Regions from separate parts of the Homo sapiens genome. Here region 2 is linked to region 1. Evidence: chromatin loops called from intact Hi-C (ENCODE). Cell type or tissue: PC-9. All regions are shown on one strand. Links, peaks and the distances in the headings refer to the core of each region. The heading gives the core; the rest is flanking DNA.

What was found. Hi-C counts contacts between places; a loop is a spot of excess contacts. Peaks named below come from ENCODE experiments on the same cell type or tissue, not always from the same donor. Only the 100,000 strongest peaks of a DNase experiment are listed, where the experiment ranks them.
Region 2: it touches region 1 in a loop (4-fold over the local background); 10 of 110 quality-filtered maps call a loop at or near these places.

What each region holds. Positions count from the first base shown.
Region 1 is chr1:211,694,033-211,701,748 of GRCh38, forward strand. No RefSeq gene overlaps it. Among named protein-coding and RNA genes, the nearest start is that of NEK2-DT, 22 kb to the left of the region's middle. RefSeq lists an enhancer at 1,227-1,726 and a silencer at 4,934-4,993. In PC-9, for the core only: CTCF peaks have their summits at 4,639 (motif pointing right) and 4,838; a DNase peak (open chromatin) is centred at 4,669.
Region 2 is chr1:211,925,049-211,932,764 of GRCh38, forward strand. No RefSeq gene overlaps it. Among named protein-coding and RNA genes, the nearest start is that of LPGAT1-AS1, 98 kb to the left of the region's middle. RefSeq lists an enhancer at 3,294-3,795. In PC-9, for the core only: no CTCF peak of the experiment used is centred there; DNase peaks (open chromatin) are centred at 3,413 and 4,123; H3K27ac peaks cover 2,581 bases.

The DNA.
Region 1 (7,716 bases), core at 1,582-6,581:
CTATCGATCTGTCTTGCAAGAAGACATGGGAAGTAAAAATGAAAGTGAGAACTCCCACTATTGAGTGAGATTCTCAAAGGGGGGGAATAAGGGAGGAGACCACCGCTCATATTGTCTTATGCCCAATTTCTGCCTCCAAAGAAAGAAAAAGTAAAAACTAAAAGACAGAAATGAAATCCACAAGCAGGCAGCCCGGCGCCACACCCTGGGCCTGGTAGTTAAAAATCGACCCCTGACCTAATTGGTTATGTTATCTATAGATTACAGACATTGGATAGAAAAGCACTGTGAAAATCCCTATCCTGTTTTGTTCCGATGTAATTACCGGTGCATGCAGCCCCCAGACACGTACCCCCCACTTGCTCAATCAATCATGCCCCTCTCATGTGCACCCCCTTAGAGTTGTGAGCCCTTAAAAGGGACAGAAATTGCTCACTCGGGGAGCTCGGCTCTTGAGACAGGAGTCTTGCCAATGCCCCCGGCCGAATAAACCCCTTCCTTCTTTAATTCAGAGTTTGAGGACTTTTGTCTGCGGCTCATCCTGCTACAGCATAAGCCGCCAAGCCCGACCATAAAACATGTTTTAAATTAGAAGATGTTCTTTGCACTTTTGTTTTTCTGGAGGAATGTCATGGTACACAGAGTGAAGACCTAACTTAAGGAGGCCTTGGAGCCTGTCAAGCATACAATGATTCAGGTCTGTACCGGGCTGTGGCACTGCCTTCACTCCCCTCCACCCTGGGCAGAGGCAGAGGGCAGGAGAATCTGGTGAGCTGAGGCCACATGTCCACCTGGTGTGGCTGGTGTGGTCCACACAGCTGGAATGATAAAAGCACCGCACTCATCCGTGCCAGGCCCGGTGCTACTCATGCTTCTCCTTCACTCTTCACCACATTCCCAGGACTGAAGCATTGGTTTATTCCCATTTTCCAAAAAAGGAAACTGAGGCTCATAGTGTTTAAGCCTCAAGCCTCAGGCCACCATGAATACTTCTCATCTGCAAAAGAGAACACCCAAATGTGCCCACCCACCCTACAGATTCTTGGAGGTCTGGCTCACTTATCTCCAAGAAAGCCCCCTCTGGACCATCCAGAAGCCACGAGATGGTAACAGTGCTTCCTCTGCAGGGGCTCTGATCGACCTTGGGTCTGCAAGGGGTAGCAGTCAGGGGTCACCTGAGCCTAGCTCAGTGGGTGTGCTCCTCACACTGCATGACCGCATGCTGTGGGTGGGCCTGTGCACATGTGTGTTTGTGCACACAGAGGAAACGAGTGTAGGCGGGGATCAAGGTCATTTTTACAAACAGAAAAGCTGCAGCATCTCCATAACTCAGCTTGTGGGCTAGACAGTCACCACAGAAAAAAGGAAGCCAGACCAAAACTGAACCACTGGACTACTGCAAGCCCGCCCCAGCAGGGAGCCAGTGCAGGACCCCTGTGAGAAATGGGAACTCTGTACTATCTTTATAGCTTTTCTATAAATCTAAAACTCTTCAAAAATAAAGCATTTATTAACAACAATGACAACAAAAGCATTGACTAAGCTCTGTGAACTGAGAATTTTGTTCTTTACCAAATGGGGATTTCTAACACATCTTTTCAAGTGGTTTGGCAGCATCTTGGAGCTTCCCATTGCTAACAGCGTGCTAATGACAACTGCCCTTAAAGGAGGCCTCCTGCAGAGCGCCCGCTGCCCCCGTGACCCTCCTCCAGCTGTCTGTGAGATAAGAGTAGTGATAACATAGCTGCTCTTGGAGGAGCATTGTGTGACGGCCAAGGCCCAGAGGCCCCGAAGAGGAGGCACTGTTACCATCTCTATTTTACAGATGAGGAAACCCAGGCTCTAGAGGGTGAGAAAATGCCAGAGCTGGACCTACAGTTCTGCCTGATTCCAAAGTTCAAATCTTAACCACTGCTAAAGAAATAAAGCGGTATATATACATATATACATATACACACACACACATACATACATACATACATATGTATATATATATATATACACACACATATACATGCATACATATATATATATATATATATATTTTTTTTTTAATTGAGACACGGTCTCACTCTGTTGCCCAGGCTGGAGTGCAATGGTGCAATCATAGTTCACTGCAGCCTCAAACTCCTATACTCAAGCAATCCTCCCACTTCAGCCTCCTGAATAATTGTGATCACAGGCACACACCACCATGCCCAGCTAACTTTTTATTTTATTTTATTTTTGTAGAGGCAGGCTCTCGTTATGTTGCCCAGGCTGGACTCAAACTCGTGAGCTCAAGCAATGCTTCTACCTTGGCCTCTCAGAGTGCTGGGATTACAGGTGTGAGCCACCATGCCTGGCCTCATATATTTTATAAATATGAAGGCTCTCTGTACCTCATCCCAAAGGGTGTGGTTTATTACCATCTCTCAGGATTTTACACACTCAGGAAACCCACATACTTCGAGTTCTAGGAACCAAACCCATAGGCCAGAATATGGCTGCCCTCCAAAAAGTACTGTGTGCAGTCTTTGTTGTGAAGTGCCTTCTCAGGGTGGCCCCAAGGTTTTCCCAGACTCTTCCATATTGGTGAGGTTCTGTGTGTCTCCAGGGCTGTCAGAGCCCTCATGCCTCAGCCATCCCTGTAAGGGCAGGAGGACAGGCACAGACAGGTAGACACTGACTCCCTTTCTACCTAGGTCACATGGCACATGGCAGGGCAGACAGGACCACATCCAGACCAGGGCTGTGGTCACCAGGGAAGTCCATTAAACCACTGCATTATGTGACATTCTCTAGAAGGCACCTGGGCAGGGAGGCCAGGGCAACTTAGGTTTAGGGCCAGGTTAACTGCCATGGCTTTTGGGGAGAGAAAGTGACCTAAAATATATAGATACAGGAATTTAATACAAATATGACAGCACACACTTGAATATGATTTGTAGGTTCTGACAACTCAGATGAACCTGGCTTTTCATGAAATCAGCGCTAACCAAAGCGGGCATGTATAGCAATGGGAGCCCTTTCCTTCATCCCAACCTAGATCATTCCCTAATCCCTTTTCTATCCCATCCCACTCAGAACTCAGCTCTCAAGAAGCTCAGTTTCATGATGACCTTGAATTTAATCTACCTTCCCTCGGTGCTTTAAGAGTATTTTTTCTACACTAGATTGATTTACAATGCCTTGTTTGTTTCTTTGTAAGCATTCTTGAGCCTTTCTCAGGCGTCTATGTCAAGGCTTTACCTAAACTAATTGTATTGGGCCACAGCTGTGCACAGGGTAACCAAGAATTCTGGTCTCCCTGGGACCATCCCAGGTTTCAAGTCTGGGCAAACCTCTCAGCCCCAAGAAAACCAAGAGGGTTGGTCAGCTTAGCTATGAAGCTCCTCTTCAGAAGCCTTTCCAGCTGGTCATAGCTAGAGCAGTATTGTCAGTAAGTGGTGTAGACCCTCACATGTGGTCCTTGGAGAGCAACAAGGTGTCCCCTGGGAGCTTATTAGACATGCAGACTCTCAGGCCCCACCCGGCCCTGCTCATCAGAATCTGCTCTTCAGCACAGTCCCTGGGGGCTCCTATGCTTGTCACAGTGGAGAACAGCTGTGCTGGTGGGGAGACTTCCTGCTGAGAAACACAGTGTGGATGACATCTGCTTTTGAGGCACACTTCCAGGGGAGTCCCCCATTTGAACTTAGCCCAAAGCTTTTGGGAAGCCAGTAAAGCACTAGACTAGACCAATTTGAAACCATCCTAACTGGGGCAGAGATCAGTGATAGTCTCCAACAAGGCTCAGGAGGGCTGCAGGCATGTAGGGCACCCAGCAGAGCCCCCACACAGGCCTTTTCTCTCTGAGAATGCAAGGGAAAGAGAGGAATGGCCTCATATCTGCTCTAATTATACATACATATATATATATGTGTGTGTGTGTATCTCTATATATACACATTATATTATATATATACATTATATTTTTTATATGTGTGTGTATATATATATATATATATATATATGAAATTTTTTTTTTTTGAGACAAGATCTCAGTGTTGCCTAGGCTGGAGTGCTGTGGAGCAATCACAGCTCACTGCAGCCTTGACCTCCAGGCTCAAGCAATCCTCCCACCTCAGCCTCTCCAGTAGCTGGGACTACAGGCACTCGTTGCTAGGCCTGGCTAATTCGCTTTTATTTTTAGTAGCGACGGGGTCTCACCATGTTGCCCAGACTGGTCTCAAGCTCCAGAGCTCAAGTGATCCTCCTGCCTCAGCCTCCCAGAGTGCTGGGATTACAGGCGTGAGCCACTGCCACGGGCCTCTAATTTGCATATAATGACAAATGATTCACAGGTGTTGGCACCTTAACTATTGTTAGCTAGAAGTTATTTTTGACACCTCATTTCTGATCTTAATACCCTGCAGTTCTCAACTTGGGTGTTTATCAGAAGCTCTATAGAGCTTGTTGTTGTTGTTTTAAAATGCCTGGGGCACACCTCATACTTCCTGATTCAGGGTCTGTGGTGAGGGTCCAGGTTTCTGTAATTTGGGGATGTCCCCGGGTGGTTCTGAGGGGCACCCAGGGACAAGGCCACCAGGAGAGGATCCTGCGCCGCGTTCAGCCCTGGCCTCTCGCTGCCATGCTGCCTGTAACCAGGTGGGGGCGCCCTCTCCCTCCTGGAGCTGAAGGGACAGCGCCGCCGCTCACCTACCTGGACCCGCACGCTCTTTTTTGCAGAGGGAGGGAGGTGTGGTTTATGAGTCTGGACTCCGGAGAACTCAAACCCTCGGGAGGCCTAGAGACTGCGCAGTGTCCGGATATAGAAATATTGACCCCGTTACTGAAACAGTAACAGCAGACTGCAGCTTTTCATGCACAGAGATGTTCCCGAAGGTGCCACGGGGCCTGTTGGCCCAGGCCTGGGAGTGCTTTCTCAGAGCCCTTCACTCTGCACTTCAGTTTCCGCCCCCCGCCCCCCGTCCCCCGCCCGCTATGACTTGACTTTGAGAAGAGCTCAGGTGAGGTGAAGGCTCAGTGCAGGACTGTGGGACTTTTTCTCATAAAGTGTCATGAAAGCTCCTCCTAGGAGCCTTTGTGGACACAGCCTCCCCTACGGTGCCCTTGGGGCTTTAGAGGTGAGCTTCCAGGGGCCGGGCGACCCGCACTCCCTTCCCTCTAGACCAGATGGAACTGAAGGCGCTGCGGCTGAGGAGCTGCCTGTGGAGCACAGAGCGGGGCACAGCGACAGAGAGGGCAGGCAGGGGGCCTGGCTCCAGCCCCGGCTTCCTAGGAAGTTGTGACCCTACGGCCCTCTCGGGACTCAGCTGTCCTTTCCATGTAGGATGGGTTGGTGCAGGTGATCTCCGCCTTGTGCTCTGGCTTCAGCAAGCCGTGATTCCCCGAGTGCTTTCATGTGGAGAAGGGTCCCTGTCCGCTAATGCCCCGGCAGAGAATACACGCAGGGCACATGCGTGCAAACAGACTTAGGACCCAGGTTCTGAGGAGTACGTTCCGGAAAGCTCATCTGCCCTTCTTCCCTGCTGGAGGCACAGGCCACTCCCACCCCAGCAATGGTCCCAACACTGGGGACTCTCACCCATCAATGTCCTTGATGTGCCAGGCACTGTGCAAACTCTTTGCACATGAATCTCACTCCACCCTTCCCACAACTCCATGAGGAAGTATCACTATCCCCATTTTGTTTTATCTTAGTTTTAGAAGACAATTTTTATGTCAGTTTAAGCTATCAAATGTACCAGGTCTGCTGAAATGTATAATTTTTGCCTTTTTCCCTGTTGGACTAAAATAGGGCCAATTGTGTCACCATTTGGCTTATAAAGTATCAAGCATTTTTCCATTAAGAATGAACAGATCACCGGGTGTGGTGGCTCATGACTGTAATCCCAGCACTTTGGGAGGCAGAGGTGGGCGGATCACAAGGTCAGGAGTTCGAGACCAGCCTGGCCAATATGGTGAAGCCCTGTCTCTACTAAAAATACAACAATTTGCCGGGCATGGTGGCGTGCACCAGTAGTCCCAGCTACTCGGGAGGCTGAGGCAGAAGAATTGCTTGAACCTGGAAGGCAGAGATTACAGTGAGCCCAGATCGCGCCACTGCACTTCAGCCTGGGTGACAGAGCAAGACCCTGTCTCAATAAGAAAAGAAAGAAAGAAGGAAGGAAGGAAGGAAGGAAGGAAGGAAGGAAGGAAGGAAGGAAAGAAGAAGAAGAAAAAAGAAAAGAAAAGAAAAAAAGAATGAACAGATCTCCCCAGCACTTTGGGAGGCCCAGGCAGGAGAATCGCTTGACCCCAGGAGTCCGAGACCAATCTGGGCAACATAGTGAGACCCTGTCTCTACAAAAAAAGTTTAAAATTAGCTGGATGGGGTAGCACATGCCTGTGGTCCCAGCTACTCAGGGGAGCTGAGGAAGGAGGATCTCTTGAGCCTAGAAGGTCCAGGCTGCAGTGAGCCAAGATTGCACCACTGCACGGCACTCCAGCCTGAGAGATAGATCGAGACTCTGTCTCAAAAAAAAAAAAAAAAAAAAAAAAAAGATGAACAGATCTCAAGGTGGGACCAAATTAAGATTGGATTTTAAATCATCACCAAGTATTTAACACCTCTTTATCACATAACTGATTACCCTTAGAGGAAACTGAACTCTTCTAGAACATCAGTTACAGGCATGATTCAGTGTGACAGTGCATCGCAAAACAATGAATTCTAGGGTTTTTTGGTTGGGTTTGGTTGTTTGGCTGGTTGGTTTTTGTTTAGTTTTGTTTAGTTTTGTTTTGTGGGATTGGTTGTTTTGTCTGGTTTTGTTTGTCAAAAATTCTGGACATAAATGGCTCAAGATTTTGCTTAAAACTGCTGGAGCATCATCAATATATATTATTTCAAACTGCACCCTCACCTGCCCCACCCACCCTTCAGCCTCTGGGAATGGGAGTTGGGTGCTGGATTTTGAGGTCTGTGAAAACTCTTGAACAGTGAGATCTGATGAGCTTCTAGACTACAGAACACATGGAGGTGCTGGAGGGTGGGTGCCCAGAGAGGACGTGGAAGCCCTACCCCCTGCCCCACCCCTACCTCGCCCTATCCATCTCCCATCTAACTGTTCCTGAGTTGTGTCCTTTATAATAAGCTGGTAAATGTAGTGTTTCTCTGAGATCTGTGGGCCATTGAATCTGTGGGCCATTCTAGCAAATTATTGAGCCCAAGGGAGGGGGCCATTGGAACCGCTAACTTATAGCTGTTTGGTCAGAAATACCTGAGACCCAGACTTGCCATTGGCATCTGCAATGGGGGCAGTCTGGTGGGACTGAGCCCTGAAAGTGTGGGATCTGACAGGAGCTGCAGCTTGATAGTGTCAGAATTAAATTGTAGGACACCCAGTTGGTGTTGGAGAATTGGTCACTGGGGGAAATAACCCAGACCTCTGGTGTCAGAAATGTTGTGTGGGTGTAAAGAAACTGTTTTTCTCATCTACCCAAGACCTTGTTTTCTGGCTAACTCCTACTTGACCTTCAAAACCCAACTCACGGCTCACCTCCTGGGGATCCTTCCCTGATCCCCAAGGTGCGAGGTAGGTGGTGCTCTTACGTGTGTTCCCTGAGCACAAGCACATGTACTTACCTCTGTCAAAGCACGGAAGACACTAAATGGCCATGATCAATTTTTTTTTTTCTCTCTGAGTCTTAGAGAGCAAGACTGTGTCTTAGACAACTTGGGATCCCAACACC
Region 2 (7,716 bases), core at 1,191-6,190, 230 kb after region 1:
GGCTGGTATTACAGGCATAAGCCACCGCACCCAACCGGAAAGAGCTTTTTATAGTGATTTACTGATCAGTGAATTTGTCACCTAAAAACACTCCAGAGGTGTGGGTGATGGTTTTGGTGAGATGGGGAGAGGTTCTGAGTCAAGAGCGGCAGTCTTATGCTTAGAGCAGTCAGGGCTGTTACTCCAGCGCCAGGTGTCCCCTGGCCACACCCTCCTGTCCTGCCCTCTCGGCTGCCTCACCCCAGAAGGCAGCTGTGTGGTGCTGACTGAGATGCGGCTGTGGATGCAGCTGAAGGCTGCCAACATTCAAATGCCTTCCCTGCTGGCTGCTCAGAAAGTGCCGGACAAAGGAGAGGGAGATGATACAGACACATTTCTTAGAAATCTGTAAACCTGTATTTGCCTGTGTGCTACACTAAATATTGTATACAATGAAGGGGGCCTTGCACTTTGAGGGGATTCCTCTCATGTTTCAGAATGTTAATGATAAGAAAATGTATTCTTACATTATTTTTCTATGCCTGTACTATATCTTGGAAAGTAAGCAATTGAGGTGATTTTTTTATACTGCAGACCCATTAAAAATAATTGAAATATATCTTTTGATTATTTTCTTCTGCTTATTTTTATTTATTTATTTATTTTTGAGACAAGATCTTGCTCTTTTACCCAGGCTGGAGTGCAGTGGTGCAATCTCGGTTTACTGCAGCCTTGATCTCCTGGGCTCAAGCAATCCTCCTGCCTCAGCCTCCTGAGGAGCTGGATTACAGGAGTGCACCACCACATCTGGCTAATTTTTCTTTTCTTTCTTTCTCTCTTTTTTTTTTTTTTGTAGGGACGGGGTCTCAGTATGCTGCTCAAGCTGGTCTCGTACTCCTAGGCTCAAGAGATCTCCCTTCCTTGGCCTCCCAAAGTGCTGGGATTACAGGCACGAACCACTGCACTGGGCCTATTTTCTTGACTGTGAGTAATACATGTACCATTTAGAAAGAATCACCTTATTAATATTGCTATAGACCTTCTTACTTATGTACCTTTACATGAAAATATATTGTGTTAAAAATAATTAGATCATACCATAACCATAATGTTTTGAAACTTTATTTTACTAAAAAATATATCATGAATGTAGTTCAATGACAGTCAACAGATGTACATCATCATCATCAATCTTAATATTACATAGTTTTCTATTTTATGGAGTAGTATAATTTGATCAGTTTCTATTTTAAGACTTTAGATGGTTTCTAATTTTTGTCTTAATAAACCACATTTGATAAATATATTTTTATAATACCTCTGCTTTCTTGTCTGATCACTGTTTTAGGAAAATTTCTTAGAAGTATAATCTTTACATGATTTTTCACTCATAGCCACTCTTTCATCTAGAAAAACTCTACCAATTTATACTCCACCCCACCCCCAACAGGAATGGCATAAAAGTCTATTTAAAATAATTTTAAATTTGTTTTTATTAAATATTAAATACATACAAATAATATTTCTAATGTGAAGGACGTAAAGAATACACAGATATTTATCTGTGAACCCACCATCTAGCTTCAGAGCTAGAATATCACCAGTCTCCTAGAAGCCCCCCTGTGCCTTCTCTGACCCCATCCCTGCACTCCTCCTCCTCAGAAGAAGAATCCACTTTCCTAAACTGTGTCTCTACCAGTTCCTTGCTTTTAGTTAGTTTTACCACATATGCTTGTATCCTTTAACAATATGTGCCTTAGTTCTGCATATTTTTCCTTTATAGAAATTAAATTGTACTTATGTATTCTTTTATAACTTGCTTTAAAAAATTTGTAAATGAAGTATGTCACACATTCAAATGCCTTCCCTGCTGGCAGCTCAGAAAGTGCTGGACAAAGGAGAAGGAGATGATACCAGACCCATTTCTTAGAAATCTGTAAACCTGTATTTGCCTGCGTGCTACACTAAATATTGTATACAATGAAGGGGGCCTTGCATTTTGAGGGGCTTCCTCTCATGTTTCAGAATGTTAATGATAAGAAAATGTATTCTTACATTATTTTTCTATGCCTCTAATATATCTTGGAAAGTAAGCAATTGAGGTGATTTTTCTTATACTGCAGACCTATTAAAAATAATTGAAATATATCTTTTGATTATTTTCGTTTAATTTTTTTAGAGAAGTGCATGTATATTAAGTTCAGCGTGGTGCATTTTCTGAGGGAGCACATGCCTAGATCAAGACACAAAACATTACTAGCACCCCAGAAACCCTTTTGACTCCCTCCCAGTTACTGTCTTTGTCTGAAAGGAACCACTATTCTGACTTCTAACACCATACAATTTATACAAATGGAATTAGAGTGACTGACTTCACACGCTCAACTTTATGTTCATGCCTCTTGCTATATGTAGCTACAATTCACTCATTTTTACCACTGTATAGTGTTCTATTATACAAATATATAATTTATATATCTATGTATCTATTGATGGATATTTGGGTTTCTTCCAGCATTTGCTCTTATAAACAGGGGTGTTCTAAGCATTCTCCTATGTGTCTTCTTATGCCCAGGTGCAAAGGTTTCTTTAGGAGAAACTAGGAATGGAACTGCAGGGTCATAGAATATAGTTATTGTTTGCTTTAGAACACGAACTCACCACTTACCACTCAATGTCATACATGAACTCACCACTTACCACTAAAAAAAAATTGGCCAATCTAATAGGTAAAAATTAAATTCATTGCTTAAATTTGCATTTTTAAATTATATTTATTTCACTATTACTTTTTTTTTTTTTTTAACTCCTGGACTTAAGCAATTCCTCCCATCTCAGCCTCCCGAGTAGCTGGGACTACAGGCAGGCCCACTGCTCATAGCTACATTATTACATTTTTTTTTTTAGCTGTTCATTGGTCATTTTTATTTTTTCTTTTGTGGATTCTTTGTGTTCTCAATTTCCCATGCTAGTTGCTGATCTTTTTCTTAATGATTTGTAAATGCCTTTATATATTAAGGATATTACTCTGATATCTATTATGAATGCTGCAAATATATTCCCTATAATTTATTCTATCTTAGAGTTTGGCTTATGATACTTTTTGCCATTTAATGTTTTATTTCTTTCCCCTGGGATGTGCAAACTCCAGAGAAATGGGGTCAGTGCTCCCCCATTTCAAGTTTTAAATTAAAATTTTTGTCCAATTAGTGCCATCATTCTTTTTTTCTTACAGGCTCTGCCCTTTCTGCTGTTGGAAGCAGGTTTAAACATGCTTTTCTACTCCAGGATGACGCATTTGTTAAGGTGACTTTTTATTTTTCATATTTACTGAGTAACTGGTTTTCCCAAGTTGCTGTCCAGAGATAGCAGTGGCTGGGTCAGGGTGTGACCTGCTATGCAGACTTTAGAAGCAGAAGTGATGATGCAGCTTCTGTTATCTGGAGATCTGTTTTCATCACACAGAGGATGATAAGTGAATTCACTTGTGTGCTAAGGCCAGTCCTTTGCTTCTTATGCAAAGGATGTGGAAATAATAGTCCTTTCTCCCTAGAACCCAGCAGGTAGGCTGGGCTCATTACAACAGGGAAATTTCACCAAAGCAAGAACACCTGAGGGACAAAACTGGCCTGCCAAGACCAACCAAATGAACTCTCCAGCAATTGCCTGGCATGGGCTCCCCTCCCACAGGGGTTGCTGATTGCTCAGGCTTTTATAATTCTTGAGCCCTGTTCCAAGGAGTTTTTGTGGTTTAAATCAATATGCTTCTGGGAATAAGTGCCCTTATTATTTCCTCGTTCACATTATTTGCTGTGCTCTTATAGCACCCTGACATAATATTCTTTGTGCTGCAGTACAATAACAGTCCTTTCAGGAATCTCTAACAGCTTTCTAATTAGGACCTACAACCTCACGACAGATGGAGAACATGAAGCCCAGAGACAGGGATGGTGAGGCTTCACCTTGGTCACAAAAGAGCCAAGCTTCAGGGCCTATGGGCTACACTGCTTATCTAGCAGTGATTGCAGAATTATAAGGCTGCTTCAGGGCATGGCAGGGAATGCTGGATCCTTTGCAGTAAGGCTTAGGGGCACCCGCTATTGAACTAGCCTCTGCCATTTCTAGCCACACCCAGGAATCGGTTGAGCAATAGCTCTTGTGTTTACAGCCACTTCTCAGTGGCAAGGCTCAGACCGGAAACTGCATGAAGGCTAGGTAATTTGACACTGAATTTTGCGTTAAATAGTTAAACTTTCTTGATTACCTACCATGTGCCAGCCACCATGTTGAGCACCAGGAAGGCAAAGATGAACTCCCAATCCCTCCCTTTGGATATTTACAGTCTAGAAGAGGAGACAGATCTGTGAGCAGAACATTATAAAGTTATCAGAAGCCGGGTGCTTTACTAGAGAGTAGAACAGAAGGCCAGTAGTACTCAGCCCCGGGGCCTTCAGTGTTCTTCCTGCTTCCTGGAAAGGAGGACTTTTGACTTGGGTAAATCATAGGAGATGGGCTGGAGCTTGCTGGGCAGAGTTGGGAGAGAAGTGCGTTGCATGCTGAGAGCCAAGCACCGACAAAGGCCCAGAGACGTGCAATGTACTGGGGTTCAGGGAGCAATGAGAAAGTCAGCATGTCCAAAGTGGCCATGGTCATCCCACTGTTCTTTCTCTTGTCTATTATTACAACAAAAATCTCTCTGTCTATGCTCAATATTTTATTTCGGATGTTGAAAAGGCTGAACATTGTTTTTGTCTTTGCCTTGTTGCTTTAACCCTTCATTTCTCCTCAGGGACTTGTGGGTGCCTCTGAGGAGGGAAAGGTCACGTATCTTTCCTGAAAAAAAAGCACAAAGATGAATATCTCACTGCAGTATGAGGACACAAGGTGGGGCAGTTCAGGGAATTTGGGGCAGGAACCCAGCTGGGCTTTCTTTTACCATCTTTACAGCAGAAAACATGGCCTTGGAAAGCTTCCAAGGTTACCTGTCCAGATCCAGTCATCCAGAGGGAGGTCCTGTGGTTCAAAGCTTGTTGCAGAATCCATAGATGAAAACACATGGCAGGTAGGGGTGTGAGGGGAAAACACGAGCTGGCAAGCAACCTAACACACGGCCCACGTAGGAGCAGAAGCCTCAGATTTGAGCTTTAGGAATTGGGTTCACAGCTGGCTCTGGAATCAGGCTGGACTGCAGTGGTGGGAAACCAAAGGCCACCTCTGGCTTCCTTTCTTTGCCTTTTTTTTTTTTTTTTGAAATGGAGTCTTGCTCTGTCACCCAAGCTGGAGTGCAATGGCGCCATCTCAGCTCACTGTAGCCTCCACCTCCCAGGTCCAAATGATTCTCCTGCCTCAGCCTCCCGAATAGCTGGGATTACAGGCACGTACCACCATGCCCGGCTAATTTTGTATTTTTAGTAGAGATGGGGTTTCACCATGTTGGCCAGGCTGGTCTCAAACTCCCGACCTCAAATGATCTGCCCACCTCAGCCTCCCAAAGTGCTGAGATTATAGATGTGAGCCACTGTGCCCAGCCTCTTTGTCTTTGTTTTCCCTGGTGTCTTCCTTGCTCACTCCACCTTCCACAGGGTCTTCCAGGTTTCATATACCTCCTTAGTCAACACAAATAATGTGTGTCCTGCTCAAGTCTCCCTCAGTGCCACTTGGACACCTCAGCTAGACCTTGGCACCACGGACACTCACTGAGTACCCTGACATAGGTGACAACATCTGGGAGCTTCCTGGGGGCAGGGACTCTGTCCCTGCTACACATATACATGATGATTTGCACATAGTAGATAGTCTAGGAAAAAGAAGGGCCAGGAGGGAGGAAAGATGGACAGGGAAGAACCTAGCTGGAAACTGAAACCCCAGCCATCCAAAGCAACAACATATTCTAAATTCTGACCAAGAGGAGGCTGCTGCTGGAGGAGGGTGAGAATGACTAGGAGGAAAGAGATAGATAAGTACTCTTAAAAAAAATTAAAAAAATTAAAACTTTCTTGCAAGTTTTAGTCACTGCCCACTCCCTCCTACCTCAGCCCTCAGTTCAGAGCCTCAGCTGCACTTGAGGCCCACGGTGAGCCTCTGTGATACTAGCAGGCCCTGCTCCAGCCTCTCCACTGCTCAGAGCTCAGACAGCTTGCCTCTCTGCCTCAGTCTCCGAGGCGAACACTGGGGATGGCCAGCAGGCAGATCAGCCAGGATTGCTTCAAGCCAGGGTGAGAACCAGGGCTGGAGGCCAGAATAGCCAGGGAGCTGATGGGAGGCATGGGGCAGTGGAGGGAGCTGGCTGCTCCTGGCAGGACATGGTAACATTAGCCTCCATTTGTCTACAGTGCCTCCGACCCCAGGGCCATGCAGCTAGACTGCTTCACACAGATGGATTGGGATACGGGCTATGGAGGAATACTGAGTATTGTGTCTGGCTAGAAATCAGGACATGGAAGGACGAACAGGTTTTTCACGGATGGAGGGAAGAGTGTTCAGACAGAGGGAAAATATGAGCAAAGCCACAAAGGTAAGATAGTGCAAACTGAGCTCATGGAATGCCCAGGGTGCCAGTTTTACTGCGGGCTGGGATACACACAGAGGGCCGTAGAAAAGAGAGGTCTGGGCCGGGTGCAGTGGCTCACGCCTGTAATCCCAGCACTTTGGGAGGCCGAGGCGGGCAGATCACGAGGTCAGGAGATCGAGACCATCCTGGCTAACACGGTGAAACCCCGTCTCTACTAAAAATACAAAAAATTAGCCGGGCGTGGTGGCAGGCGCCTGTAGTCCCAGCTACTCGGGAGGCTGAGGCAGGAGAATGGCATGAACCCGGGAGGCGGAGCTTGCGGTGAGCCGAGACTGCGCCACTGCACTCCAGCCTGGGCGACAGAGCGAGACTCCGTCTCAAAAAAAAAAAAAGAAAAGAGAGGTCTGGCTGCTAGGCCTGTGTCTAATTGTGGAGGATCTTCAATGATATATTGAAGAATGTGCACTGTATTGGGAACCCAGTTTTGTTTTTTTTTTTTTAACAAGAAGAGTGAATTGCAGCTGGCGCGGGGGCTCACATATGTAATCCCAGCACTTTGGGAGGCCAAGGTGGGTGGATTGCTTGAGCCCAAAAGTTTGAGACCAGCCTGGGCAACGTGGTGAAACCCCGCCTCTACAAAAAAATACAAAAAATTAGCCCGATGTGGTGGCACGCGCCTGTAATCCCAGCTACCCAGGAAGCTGAGGTGGGGGATCCCTTGAACCCAGGAGGTCAGGGCTGCAGTGAGCTGTGATCGTGCCACTGCACTCCAGCCTGGGCAACAGAGTAAGACTCTGTCTAGATTTAAAAAAAAAAAAAAAGAAGAATGAATTGGGAAGCAATGGTAAGAAAGGTTCACTCAGAGGAGACTGAAACTAGCAGCAAGGAAATTAGGAAGTGAAAGCAATATTCCAGGAAGACATAATGAGGTTGTGAACTAGGATGATGGTAGTGGGAAAAGAAAGAAAGCACGTTGTGAAGAACAGCACCCCGTTCCCCAAAAGTAGGACAGCTCCTCTCCCTGCATGAACACCTATCTCACAGAAACATGCAGACACACACACTTAGGAGGTGAGAGAAAACACAGCCTCTTCACCGTCACTCTCTTCTCAGCTGTCAACCCCAGCCCTCCCCAACTCCACCCCCACTCCACCCCCACCACTTCTCTGTGCACCCTTCTCCTGTTCCCTCCATCCCATTCTGGGCAATGGCTGGAGGCATCCGCT